Regions from separate parts of the Homo sapiens genome. Here region 1 is linked to region 2. A link is an interaction called in ENCODE POLR2A ChIA-PET data of the cell type or tissue named here. Cell type or tissue: Panc1. All regions are shown on one strand. Links, peaks and the distances in the headings refer to the core of each region. The heading gives the core; the rest is flanking DNA. Region 1 has its middle 3.8 kb from the start of OR2AE1. Region 2 holds the start of LOC124900245 (small nucleolar RNA SNORA40).

Region 1 (6,839 bases), core at 154-2,653, 74 kb before region 2:
TTTACTTCCTAGGCTTCCAAAACACACATATGTATACACACACACACACACACACACATTTGTCTTTCTTAATGAGAAGAGACTTGAAGTTTGATACTTAATGGAGTCTAGATATTCTGAGATTTCAGAGTGATCATGTTTGTGAAGGCAGATTTTTAAGCTCTCTCTCTCTATACAGACACACACAGAGAGACAGTTTGGAGAAAAGCTTGGGGGCGTTGCTTATTTTATCAGTGAGGATTTTACTAGAAAAGCTATAACACTAAGAGATTTCTCTTATACAATTGTGGAAGCTGGTTAGGCAATCTATGCGTGGCTGTTACCTTTGTGTCTGATGCTGGAACTTTAATTCCAGAGGGCAAGTAGTCAGGAAAAAAAAAATGGATATAAAGAGTGGCAGATCAAAGTCATGCTGGAACCCACAAGCATGAGCTGCAATCCCACAAAGGCAGACTGAAACCCATGTCAGTTCTTGTTGTCTCTGAAATTGGCGGTGTGGATATCCTGCAGAAGCTGGGGCGCCTCTTTTTTTTTTTTTTTTTTTTTTTGAGTTGGAGTCTTGCTCTGTCGCCCAGGCTGGAATGCTGTGGCCCGATCTCGTCTCACTGCAAGCTCCGCCTCCCGGGTTCATGCCATTCTCTTGCCTCAGCCTCCGTAGTAGCTGGGACTACAGGCGCCTGCCACCACACCCGGCTAATTTTTTGTATTTTTAGTAGAGACGGGGATTTCACCGTGTTCGACAGGATGGTCTCCATCTCCTGACCTCGTGATCCCCCCGCCTCGGCCTCCCAAAGTGCTGGGATTACAGGCGTGAACCACCGCACCCGGCCGCTGGGGCGCTTCTTAATGGCCAGATTAAAAATGCACACACCTGGCCGGGCGCGGCGGCTCACGCCTGTAATCCCAGCACTTTGGGAGGCCGAGGCAGGTGGATCACGAGGTCAGGAGATGGAGACCATCCTGGCTAACACGGTGAAACCCCGTCTCTACTAAAAATACAAAAAATTTGCCGGGCGTGGTGGCGGGCGCCTGTAGTCCCAGCTACTCGGGAGGCTGAGGCAAGAGAATGGTGTGAACCCAGGAAGCGGAGCTTGCAGTGAGTGGAGATCGCATCACTGCACTCCAGCCTGGGCAACAGAGCGAGACTCCGTCTTAAAAAAAAAAATAAAAAAAAAAAAATAAAAAAAAAAAAGAATGCACACACCTGACCCAGAAGTCAGAAAAACTAAAGGAGAATCCAAGGGAAGGCCTTTTGAAGACCATCTGGTTGGCAACACGTTTTGGTGCTGGGGCAGTGTCCTCTAGGATGTGAAATATACTCTAAATCTGCATCCAATTTATGCTGCTCTTCCTCCCATAGCAAGATTCATGGAACCAGAAATCACCAGGTAGAAGAGAGAATGAGTCCTCTCACTATAGCCCCCATAACTGTGACCCACCAGCACAATTTTAGTTTTCTATCCCTTCACTTTTAGCTTTTGCTGTTTTAGAGGTCTTAGTTCCAAAGGGAGAAATTCTTCTACCAGGTGTCACAACAATAATCCCATTTTCTGATAGTTAAGACTGCCACCATGCCACTTGGGGCTCCTCATAGAACTGAATCAATAGGCAAATAAGGTTACTCTATTGGCTAGTAAGACTGATTCTGACTAGCAATGGGAAATTCAGTCACTACTATACAGTGAGGATATGGAGAATTATGTCTGCAGTCAGATTTTCTAGGGTGTACTCTCATGTCTCATGATGTAAGCCAATAGAAAACTACAACCCAATTCAGACAAGACTGCTAGTGGCCCAGATGCTTCAGGAATAAAGGTTTGGGTTACCCCACCAGGCAAAGAGTCATGAATAACTGTAGACAAAGAGAATTGGAATGGGTAGTGAAAGCAAGTCGTTATAAATACCAGCCAAAAACCATGTGAGCAGCTACAGAAACAAAAACTGTAATAGTTATGGGCATTTATTCTGTGTGTGTGTGTATGTGTACTGAATATTTGTTTTCTTCTCCTCTGTCATCCCCCGTATCTAACATAAGATGTATTAATAATTGTTAATTTCAGGCAGGGGACAGTGGCTCAGGTCTGTAATCCCAGCACTTTGGGAGGCCAAGGCAGGCAGATCACCTGAGGTCAGGACTTTGAGACCAGCCTGGCCAACATAGTGAAACCCTGTCTCTACTAAAAATACAAAAATTAGCCAGGCTTGGTGGCACATACCTGTAATTGCAGCTACTCGAGGGGCTGAGGCATTAGAATCCCTTGAACCCGGGAGGTGGAGTTTGCAGTGAGCCAAGATTGTGCCACTGCACTCTAGCCTGGGCGACAGGGCAAGACTCTGTCTCAAAAAAAAAAAGTAATCTTAATTGATTCCTCAAATATCCACCCTATTCTTTTTTGTGTTTTTTCTCCTAAATGTCTTTCTAGACCTTCATGCGGTGACGATTATCTATTTACTTCTTAAAGCAAAGAACTCAGAACTGAATGCATTCTCCCAAGCATTTGATCAGTAAGAAAGAGGTCACATCTGGCCGGGCGCGGTCGCTCATGCCTGTAATCCTGGCACTTTGGGAGGCCACGACAAGTGGATCACCTGAGGTCAGGAGTTCGAGACCAGCCTGACCAACATGTAGAAACCCCGTCTCTACTGAAAATACAAAATTAGCCGGGCGTGGTGGCGCATGCCTGTAATCCCAGCTACTCCAGAGGCTGAGGCAGGAGAATCGCTAGAACCCAGGAGGCAGATGATGCAGTGAGCCGAGATCACACCATTGCACTCCACCTTGAGCAACAAGAGCAAAATTCTGTCTCAAAAAAAAAAAAAAAAGTCACATCTATTACTGTCTCTCTCCTAATGCAGTCTACAGTCTCATCTTTCTGGCTGTCACTTCACACTGTTATTTCACACTCAGCTTCTGGTGGACTAGAAGCTCAACTTCTCCCATGCTCCTCCTGATCACTCCAACCCATTAGAGATCTCCACACACTTCCCTTTTATTTAAGTATCCATATACTTCTCTATCACTTTCCACATTAGTGTCCATCTTTCTCTACAAATCTCCATGGTGTAAGTTTTTCACCATCTGACCTGTGTCTCTCTTCCTCCCTTCAGCAACTTTGCTAATAATTTCCCATTCTGATTTGTGGCCTTCAAGTGACTTTTTTTTTTCTCTGCCTTCCAAGGAAGCTTTCCTTATGGATTGACTTAAGGGATAAGCTGACAATGCCCTAATTTATAATAAAGGTTTCCTAAATACCTCAAGCCCTAATATTATCTTACCTGTTATTTCCCTGCAGAGACTCGTAGGAAGACAAAGCATAGAAATGAAATGCAGAGGGCAAGAGAGGTCCACACTGACCCACCTGTTGGCTACTGTTGATCAAAACAAGCCTTTTCTGAGGTGCTCACCAGACTTCCTTCCCTAAGCCTGGAAATTTCCATTTACGTTACATTTACTGTGGAACGGCATAGAAGAAATTGCCCCAACGCAGGCATTGTTGTTTGCACTAATTACCCTAATGGCAGAATATCACCAGGACCAATGGGACACATGTGTGTTCATATTGTGAGCTCCATCAACACACATCAGGACAGATTAAGTAACTGAACTTTAGCCTCTACTAGTTGGACCTTTGAATCACACATATGCTTCCTCTGGCTCTATATGTATATTTGAGACAACCCTCCATTCCAATATCGGAGCTTGGGCAATAGGAATTTCCATTAATATTACTTTATTAAGAAGGTAAACTGAATACCAGTTTAATCATGAATGTGCCCAGAGTCAAAAGAAAATCTGTTATGGTTTTCCATTGTTTTGGATCTCTCAAGGCACTCTCTTCTTAGCTTTACACTTCCTTCCCTACTTAATAAAATATGAATTTGGCTGATGCAGTCAGGAAGCACTTTTCTGACTGCATAAATGTCTTCTCAATAGTAATCATGGGGGTTAGAGTAAGAACATTCTTGGTCTGATGTGAGCCAATCATAAGAAAAAACAGACATCATCTGGGAGAAATAAAACATCCCCCTAACCCAGAGGACCTATGTCAGCTGAAGCAAATTGTGGACACTAAATAGAATGGCGTCAGGGATTCCATCCCAGAGGACACATCTTGCATGGCTTCTGGAGACCATTACTCAAGATGTCAATTAGACTGTGCTGTATGCACTGAGATAAGCATCCCCAAAGGGCTTTACTTGGAGTTTGTTCCAAGTGATCAGGAGAATGAGATATTTTGCGGAGTGAGCCTGAAGATAACAGGAGAATATTCTCCTCAGGGGCCAATTAACTGTGGAGATAAAAAATTCTTAGAGTCCCTTGATTGTTTTTCACTTGGGAACCCAGATTTCTGTAACGCCTTTCCACGCAACCCTTTTGAGAAGACAGTCTGAGTAATAATATCTAGTCTCTTTTGCCCACAGGACCCTTTTGAGGGTTTCCATGTGCCATATCATAGGAAAGAAGTCAAGGAATAGAGGCAGGCAGTTCCCATCCTAGCTGTTGATCGTACTCCAATTTCATAGACTACATGAATATAACATGTCAAGAGATTTCAGGTCGAGTGCGGTGGCTCACACCTTTAATCCCAGCACTTTGGGAGATGGAGGCAGGTGGATTACTTGAGGTCAGAAGTCTGAGACCAGCCTGGCCAACATGGCAGAACCCTGTCTGTACTAAAAATACAAAAATTAGCCAGGCATGGTGGCACACATCTGTAGTCCAAACTACTCGGGAGACTGAGGCAGGAGAATCACTTGAACCCGAGAGGTGTAGGTTGCAGTGAGCTGAGATCGCACCACAGCACTCCAGCCTGGGTGACAGAGTAAAACTTCATCTCCAAAAAAAAAAAAGAAAGAAAGAAAGAAAAAGATTTCAGACACAGAGGGAAAAGGAAAAAATGGCATAACCCTACCTCTCCTTCTTATGCACTCCGATATCATTCTCATACCCTGCCCTTCCTTTCCATTATAGGGATATGTTGACCTCTTCTTTGTTTCTCCATCTCAACTCAAATCCTAAAATGTTTTGCTTCACTGATATTCGCTGGTTGTTTAAAATTGTGTAGCACTCTCCCCAACTCTCTCTCACTCCTGCTTTCTCCATGTGACCTACCTGCTCTCACTTTGCCTTCTACGGTGAGTAAAAGCTCCCTGAGGCCTCCCAAGAAGATCATCGGACACAAGCACCAGGCTTCCTGTACAGCCTGCAGAACCATGAGCCAATTAAACCTCTTTTCTTTATACATTACCCAGCCTTGGGTACTTCTTATAGCAATGGAGGAATAACCTAATACAGATTGCAAATAATTTCTCTCATTCAATAGGTGGGCTTTTTATTTTTATTTTTTATCGTTTCTTTGCTGTGCAGAAGCTTTTGAGTTTGATGTCTTCCCACTTGCCCGTTTTTGCTTTTGTTGCCTTCTTTTGGTGTCATACCCAAGAAATCATTATAAAGGCTAATGTCAAGAAGCTTTTCCCTTATGTTTTCCTCTAGGAGTTTTATGGTTTCAGGTCTTACATTTTGGTCTTTAATTCATTTTATGCTGATTTTTGTGTATGGTGTAAGAGAGGGGTTTAATTTCTTTGTTTGCATGCGGATATCCAGTTTTCCCAAAACCAGTTATTAAAGAGACTATCTTTTCTTTTTTTTTTTTTGAGACGGAGTCTCACTGTTTTGCCAGGCTGGAGTGCAATGGCGTGATCTCGGCTCACTGCAACCTCTGCCTCCCAGGTTCAAGCAATTCTCCTGCCTCAGCCTTCCAAGTAGCTGGGATTACAGGCACATGCCGACATGCCCAGATAATTTTTGTATTTTTAGTAGAGACGGGGTTTCACCACGTTGGCCAGGATGGAAAAGAGACTATCCTGTCTTTATTGTGCATTCTTGGCACACTTGTTGAAGATAAGCTGACTGTATATGCATGGGTTTATTTCTGCACTGCCTATTCTGTTCTGTTTGTCTATCTGTCTGTTTTTATGCCAATACTGAAGCGACATCATTTGTCTGGGGAAATACCCAAGGTTCGTTGTCTTGTGCTAAGGAAATCAAATATGAGGACACATACAAGGAGTGGGTTTAAGAGCAGAACTTTAATTAAAGTGAAAGAAAGAAGACAGAGCTTCCTCATGCAGAGGAAGGGAACCAAAGTGGGTTTCCAGGTTTGGGGTGAGATGCAGTTGACTTTATAGAGGGGCTTAGAAAGGCAGTGTCTGATTTTCATAGGGCCCATGGGATTGGTTGGACCAGGTGTGCCATTTACATAGCCCGTGATTAGGCTGGCCATCCCACCCTAATCTTTTATTATACAGGTGGGATCTCCACCTGGCCAGCACCATGACATCTGCACATTTGGCAACAAAGAGAAGGGAGGAGAAAACCTCCATGTTGGATGTACCTGGCTTCCAGGTATCTCTTTGGTATCGGCACGGCTGCCAGTATTCACCTATGCAAGCTTCCAGCTTGTGTATCAATGCTTGCAGCTTGATTTTTCAGGTTGATTTTTGTTAGAAAAGAAATGATGTGGGGGCTGCTTTTTATTAAAAGGAAATTCCACTGAGAATTCTTTTACCCTTACTAACTGCCTAAATAATTCCTTTTTAACTTCTATATCAGTATCATGCTGTTTTGATTATTGTAGCTATGGAATATAGTCTTAAATCAGGACTTGTAATGTCCCCAGCTGTGTTTTTCTTGCTCAAAATTGCTTTGGCTATTTGAGGCCTTTTGTGGTTCCATGTGAATTCTAGGATTTTTTTCTATTTCTGTAATAAATACCATCAGGATTTTGATAGAGACTGCACTGATTCTGTAGGTTGCTTTGGTAATATGAACATTTTAA
Region 2 (6,902 bases), core at 2,548-5,047:
CTCTACTAAAAATACAAAATTAGCCGGGTGTGGTGGCGCATCCCTGAAATTGTGGCTGCTCGGGAAGCTGAGGCAGGAGAATGGCTTGAACCCAGGAGGCGAAGGTTGCAGTGAGCCAAGATAGCACCATTGCACTCCAGCCTGGGCAGCAAGAGTGAAACTCCATCTCAAAAAAAAAAAAAAAAGACTAGAAGTAAGAATTCTACAATCATTAGACTGGGCAGATGAACTCTTAAGACGGGAAGAAAAGTTGCAAAACGTTAGAGCTTTAAAATAATTTTACTTGGTTTTGGAATACTTATGAATGTCATGTCTGGTTCTCTTACTATTTACAATATATCCAAAGAAACTGTTTACTGACTTCAGCGGCTGCAAATCTGATTTTTCTCTTCCAGCCCACTCATAGGCTCCTTCTTGTGGCAAAACATGATATTACTCCTAAGACTCAAACACCAACCTAAGCACAAATATCTGGCAAGTGAAGACATTAAGAGTTTTGTTTTATTTGCAAACTGTGCATCTGACAAAGGTCTAATAGCTAGCATCTATAAGGAACTTAAACAAATTTATGAGAGAAAAACAAACAACCCCATGAAAAAGTGGGCAAAGGAGAGGAACAGACAGTTCCCAAAAGAAGACATACAGGCGGCCAACAGACATATGAAAAAACTCAACATCACTGGTCATTAGGGAAATGCAAATCAAAACCACAATGAGATACCATCTCATACCAGTCAGAATGGCTATTATTAAAAAGTCAAAAAATGACAGATGCTGGCAAGGTTGCAGAGAAAAGGGAACATTTTCACATTGTTGCTGGGAATGTAAATTAGTTCAATCATTGTGGGAAGCAATATGGCGATTCCTCAAAGAGCTAAAAGCAGAACTACCATTCGACCCAGCAATCCCATTACTGAGTATATACCCAGAGGAACATAAAGCATTCTACCATAAAGACACATGGGCCAGGCGTGGTAGCTCATGCCTGTAATCCCAGCACTTTGGGATGCCAAGGCAGGCAGATCACCTGAGGTCAGGAGTTCAAGACCAGCCTGGCCAACATGATGAAACCCTGGGCTCTACTAAAAATACAAAAGTTAGCTGGGCACAGTGGCTCACACCTGTAATCCCAGCTACTCAGGAGGCCCAGGCAGGAGAATCATTTAAACCCAGGTGGCAGAGGTTGTAGTGAGCCAAGATTGCACCACTGTACTCCAGCCCGGGTGACAGAGCTAGACTCCGTCTCCAAAAAAAAAAAAAACAAAGACACATCCACATGAGTGTTCATTGCAGCACTATTTACAATACTGAAGTGCCGAGACCAGCTCGGTTGGGGAGACCCTAACCCAGCGGCGCTAGAGGAGTTAAAGATGCACACACAGAAATATAGAGGTGTGAAGTGGGAAATCAGGGGTCTCACAGCCTTCAGAACTGAGAGCCCCAAACAGAGATTTACCCACATATTTAGTAACAGCAAACCAGTTATTATCATTGTTTCTGTAGATATTAAATTAACTAAAAGTATCCATTATGAGAAACAAAGGGATGGGCCAAATTAAAGGAATAGGTTGGGCTAGTTAACTGCAGCAGGAACACGTCCTTAAGACACAGATCGCTCATGCTATTGTTTGCAGCTTGAGAATGCGTTTAAGCGGTTTTCCGCCCTGGGCAGGCCAAGTGTTCCTTGCCCTCATTCCTTCATTCCTGTAAACCCACAACCTTCCAGCTTGGGCGTTAGGGCCATTATGAACATGTTACAGTGCTGCAGAGATTTTGTTTATGACCAGTCTTGGGGCCAGATTATGGCCAGATTTTGGGGGGCTTGCTCCCAACAGTGAAGACATGGAACCAACTTAAATGCCCATCAGTGACAGATTGGCTAAAGAAACTGTGGTACATATACACCATGAAATATTATGCAGCCATAAAAAAGAACAAGATCATGTCTTTTGAGGGAATATGGATGAAGCTGGAGTCTATAATCCTTAGCAAACTAATGCAGCAACAGAACACCAAATACCACACGTTCTCACTTATAAGTGGGAGCTAAATGATGAGAACTTATGAACACAAAGAAGGAAACAACAGACACTGGGGTCTGCTTGAGGGTGGGAGGAGGGAGAGGAGCAGAAAAGACAACTGTTGGGTACTGGGCTTAATACCTGGGTGATGAAATAATATATACAACAAACCACGATGACACATGTTTACCTATGTAACAAATCTTCACACGTACCCCCAAACCTAAAATAAAAGTTTTAAAAAAGAGTTTTGTTTTCAAAATCCTTTCTTCCTAGGAGGTTGCAAATTTTACTGAATAAGAATAACCAGGGATGGGGCCTGGCACGGTGGCTCATGCCTGTAATCCCAGCACTTTGGGAGGCTGAGGCAGGTGGATCACCTGAGGTCAGGAGTTCGTGACCAGCCTGACCAGCATGGAGAAACCCTGTCTCTACAAAAAATACAAAAGTTAGCAGGGCATGGTGGCACATGCCTGCAATCCCAGCTACTCAGGAGGCTGAGACAGGAGAATCACTTGAACCCAAGAGACGAAGGTTGCAGTGAGCCGAGATTGCATCATTGCACTCCAGCCTGGGTGACAGAGCGAGACTCTATCTAAAAAAAAAAAAAAAAAAAAGTAGTTCCTTGGAAGTTAAAGGTTAAGCTTAAGGACTGATTCAAAGGCAGGTGCAAAAAATAAACCCTCTTTTGTAACCCAGAACTCATTTTTCAGTATGAGTTTTGATACATATAAGAAGGAAAGCTAGGCATGGTGGCTCACACCTGTAAACCTAGCACTTTGGGAGGCCGAGGCGGGTGGATCACGAGGTCAGGAGATCGAGACCATCCTGGTTAACATGGTGAAACCCCGGCACTACTAAAAATACAAAAAATTAGCCGGGGGTCGTGGCGGGTGCCTGTAGTCCCAGCTACTCGGGAGGCTGAGGCAGGAGAATGGCGTGAACCCAGGAGGTGGAGCTTGCAATGAGCCGAGATTGCGCCACTGCACTCCAGCCTGGGTGACAGTGAGAGGCTCCGTCTCAAAAAAAAAAAAAAAAGAAGGAATATGATACCTGAGATAGTTTAAAATAATGGAGGTATTGATAACCATAAAGGTTGGTTCCAGGACTGTAGGGTTGATCATTTAAAAGCATAGGACATAAGGAAAATCTCAGCTATGTTGATTTAGTATTCCATTGGAGGTGGAGCTTGCAATGAGCCGAGATTGCGCCCCTGCACTCCAGCCTGGGTGACAGTGAGAGGCTCCGTCTCAAAAAAAAAAAAAAAAAGAAGGAATATGATACCTGAGATAGTTTAAAATAATGGAGGTATTGATAACCATAAAGGTTGGTTCCAGGACTGTAGGGTTGATCATTTAAAAGCATAGGACATAAGGAAAATCTCAGCTATGTTGATTTAGTATTCCATTGGAGGTGGAGCTTGCAATGAGCCGAGATTGCGCCACTGCACTCCAGCCTGGGTGACAGTGAGAGGCTCCGTCTCAAAAAAAAAAAAAAAAGAAGGAATATGATACCTGAGATAGTTTAAAATAATGGAGGTATTGATAACCATAAAGGTTGGTTCCAGGACTGTAGGGTTGATCATTTAAAAGCATAGGACATAAGGAAAATCTCAGCTATGTTGGTTTAGTATTCCATTGTCATGCTTACATGATATGTCAAGACAGCTTTTCTTAAAGGCTTTTACCTTGAGAACATGATTCCTAGAGTTGTAATGGCATATCCCACAGATTTGTACTATGCTTGAGTGTGATTCCTCAGGAACGAATATGATTTGAACTCATTCACGTTTAGAGAGGGTGTCAAGTTGAAAACCAGGCAGATTCACTTACCCTAAAAATGACTCTAAAGTAAAATGATTGAAGAAATTAGATTCCAAAGATTCTGGGTGGAAATTCTGAAGTATATTTACATTCATGTGGACATAAAAGAGGCCAAAATTCAAGAACTGTGGGCTGACAGGAGAGCTGTGGATTAAGCACCAGTTCTATTAAAAGGGAGGCTGGGCACAGTGGCTCACACTTTTAATCCCAGTGATTCAGGAGGCTGAGGTGGGAGGATGGCTTGAACCCAGGAGTTCGAGACCAGCCTGGGCAATATAGCAAGACCCCATTACAGGTATGAGCCACTGCACCTGGCCTCATCTTTTAATTAGCATAAAGCCCTTAGTTCCTACAGCTTTGCTCCACAAGAGTGAAGTCAACGCTGAGCCTCAGCAGGACATCTCTTCCCACTGTGGGCCCCGAAGCTTAGTGAAGCTAACTTGCTGGCCTCTGGAGAACCAAAATCTGTGTCTAGAAATGGTTCCAGCAACTTCTCCACACCCCATGATGAAATAGATTACTGGGCTTTTTCCTGATGTGATGCAAGATCAAATACACTTTGCATAATTCAGATTTTAGACTACACCAGCCAAAACCACAAGGACACTGTGCTACTGTCTTGAGTTGGTGACTCTCTTTTCATTCTACCTAATCACCCTGTGGCCCTGGGTGACAGCCAGCCTCTCTCCAGCCAAGAAGATCATGACTACAGTTGTGTAGTATTTGGTTCATAAAAGATCTGAACAGGAAATTCAGGCCATTGCAGGCTGGAGTGCAGTGGCGAAATCATAGCTCACTGCAGCCTCGAACTCCTGAGCTCAAGCAATCCTTCCTCCTTAGCCTACTCGGTAGCAAGGACTACAGGCATGCACCACTATGCCTGGCTCATTTTTTTTTTTTTTTTTTTTTTGGTTTTCGTAGAGACAGGGGTCTCAATATGTTGCCCAGCTGGTCTCGAACTCCTGGACTCAAGTGATCCTCCCACTTCAGCCTTCCAAAGCACTGGCATTACAGGTATGAACAACCATGCCTAGCCCCATATTAGTATTTTCCCTTTTTTTTTTTTTTGTACTTTTAGTAGAGTCAGGGTTTCACCATGTTAGCCAGGATGGTCTTGATCTCCTGACCTCGTAATCTGCCTGCCTTGGCCTCCCAAAGTGCTAGGATTACAGACGTGAGCCACCACACCTGGCCCCATATTAGTATTTTTCCTGTACAATATTGGATGAGCAATATGTAAAAATACTGATTTGAACAGGTTTATTCCATTTAGTCAGAGAAGATAAGCCAAAGCGCTCAGGAGGAAATTGCCCAGCCAGTGACATTTCACAGTAATGTCGAATACTTTGAGCAAATAAAGAATAGCACATGACAGGAGGAACATTTCAATTTTTTTAAAAAAAGCAAAGGGCAACATGAGCAGGCCAGGGCAAAGGAAGATTTGAATGTGAGCTCTGGCGTCATGACAGGAGAGATGGGTAGGGGTAGAAGAAGGGGAGGAAACCTCAGAAGATCCAAGTCTTGGCCAGATGTGGAGGGGGAGCAATGGGGCACAGAGCTACTCAGAATTCTGCAAACTCTATTTATTTATTTATTTATTTATTTATTTATTTATTTATTTATTTATTTTTGAGATGGAGTCTTGCTGTGTCACCCAGGCTGGAGTGCGGTGGTGCAATCTCGGCTCACTGCAACCTCCGCCTCCCAGGTTCAAGCAATTCTCCTGCCTCAGCCTCCTGAGTAGCTGAGATTACAGGCGCCCGCCACCACACCCGGCTGATTTTTGTGTGTTTAGTAGAAATTTTTGTGTGTTTTAGTGTGTTTTGTGTGTTTAGTGTGTTTAGTTCACCATGTTGGCCAGGCTGGTCTTGAACGCCTGACCTCAGGTGATCCACCCACCTCAGCCTCCCAAAGTGCTGGGATTACAGGCGTGAGCCACAGCGCCCGGCCTGAAAACTCTTTTACACAAACCCAAGCGTCTTCTGTGCCTCAGTTTCCCCACACTCCTTGGCTTCCTGGGAGACCCGGCCCTTCACTCCAGCCGCTCCGCATCTCCACACCATGTTGGTCTTGGCTCACACATCCAGAGCTTGTTTGAGAACCCTCAGCTCTCCAGGGCACAGCTCAAGGATACAGGAATTGGCCCTGGGGTTGTCAGATCCCCTCCAAGTCCCAGGGAGTGAGTTTCCTCAAATGAGTCACCAACCGCCATGCACAGGTTTCAACCGCAAAAGACACAGCAGAGCTCTCACCTTGACCTTCTCATGAAACCTCACCTGCCTGTGTCTGTGCTTTTCCTTCCCGTGGCACAGAACTTTCCTTACATCCTGTCCTCAGCCTCCCACTCTGGATTATTCCAAAGTCCATCCTCCAAGCTGGGCTCCTTAAGGAAATCATTCCCAGCCTTCAGAATTCTAAGTCAAACATCTCATCTTTTTGGAAAGCCTAAATTTGAAGTTATCCTTCCCCACCACCCGCTTTTTTTTTTTTTTCTTAATGCTTTGGGTTCAACTTGGAAATCAAAGCTGAGAAATTACTTCTTCAGACTAATGAAATCCGCATTTCCTCTTCTGGGGCAAAAAGTTCTATCTGAACATATAGAGCCCCAGGGAAGAAAGCTCAATCAAGAGGGAAAAATACAGCAACTGTATTTTTCAATTCAAAAAGGATGACACCCTCAACAAATAAAAGGATAAAGAATCAACAGCTTAGGTCAATAAGGAAACCAAAAGCTCGTGTGAGCAGGTCAGGGCTAAAGAACATTAAAAATGGGATCTGGCCTCATCTGTAACAGGAAAGAGGAGTGGGGTGGACAAGGGGGAGGAAACCTCAGAAAACTGAAGTCCTGGACAGGTGTCAGGGTTGGGGAGAGGGGCACAGAGCCACTGAGTCACCCAGAGAAAAACCCCCGTAGGGAATGATGTATCAGAGATGTGAAGACCTAAGAGCTTGCCAAGAGGCGGTCAAAAGAATGTTTCTGCCAGGGGAGGTCGGTCACTACTGTAATCCCAGCACTTTTGTAGGCTGAGGCTGGTGGATCACCTGAGGTCAGGAGTTT

The links. ChIA-PET counts read pairs that join two places held together with the same protein. Peaks named below come from ENCODE experiments on the same cell type or tissue, not always from the same donor. Only the 100,000 strongest peaks of a DNase experiment are listed, where the experiment ranks them.
Region 1: POLR2A ChIA-PET joins it to region 2 with 14 read pairs; 2 of 35 experiments call an interaction of 5 or more read pairs at or near these places.

Annotation. Positions count from the first base shown.
Region 1 is chr7:99,877,372-99,884,210 of GRCh38, forward strand. No RefSeq gene overlaps it. Among named protein-coding and RNA genes, the nearest start is that of OR2AE1, 3.8 kb to the left of the region's middle. In Panc1, for the core only: no CTCF peak of the experiment used is centred there; no DNase peak of the experiment used is centred there.
Region 2 is chr7:99,949,393-99,956,294 of GRCh38, forward strand. It overlaps LOC124900245 (small nucleolar RNA SNORA40), which reads left to right and starts at 2,641; the gene lies at 2,641-2,766. In Panc1, for the core only: no CTCF peak of the experiment used is centred there; no DNase peak of the experiment used is centred there.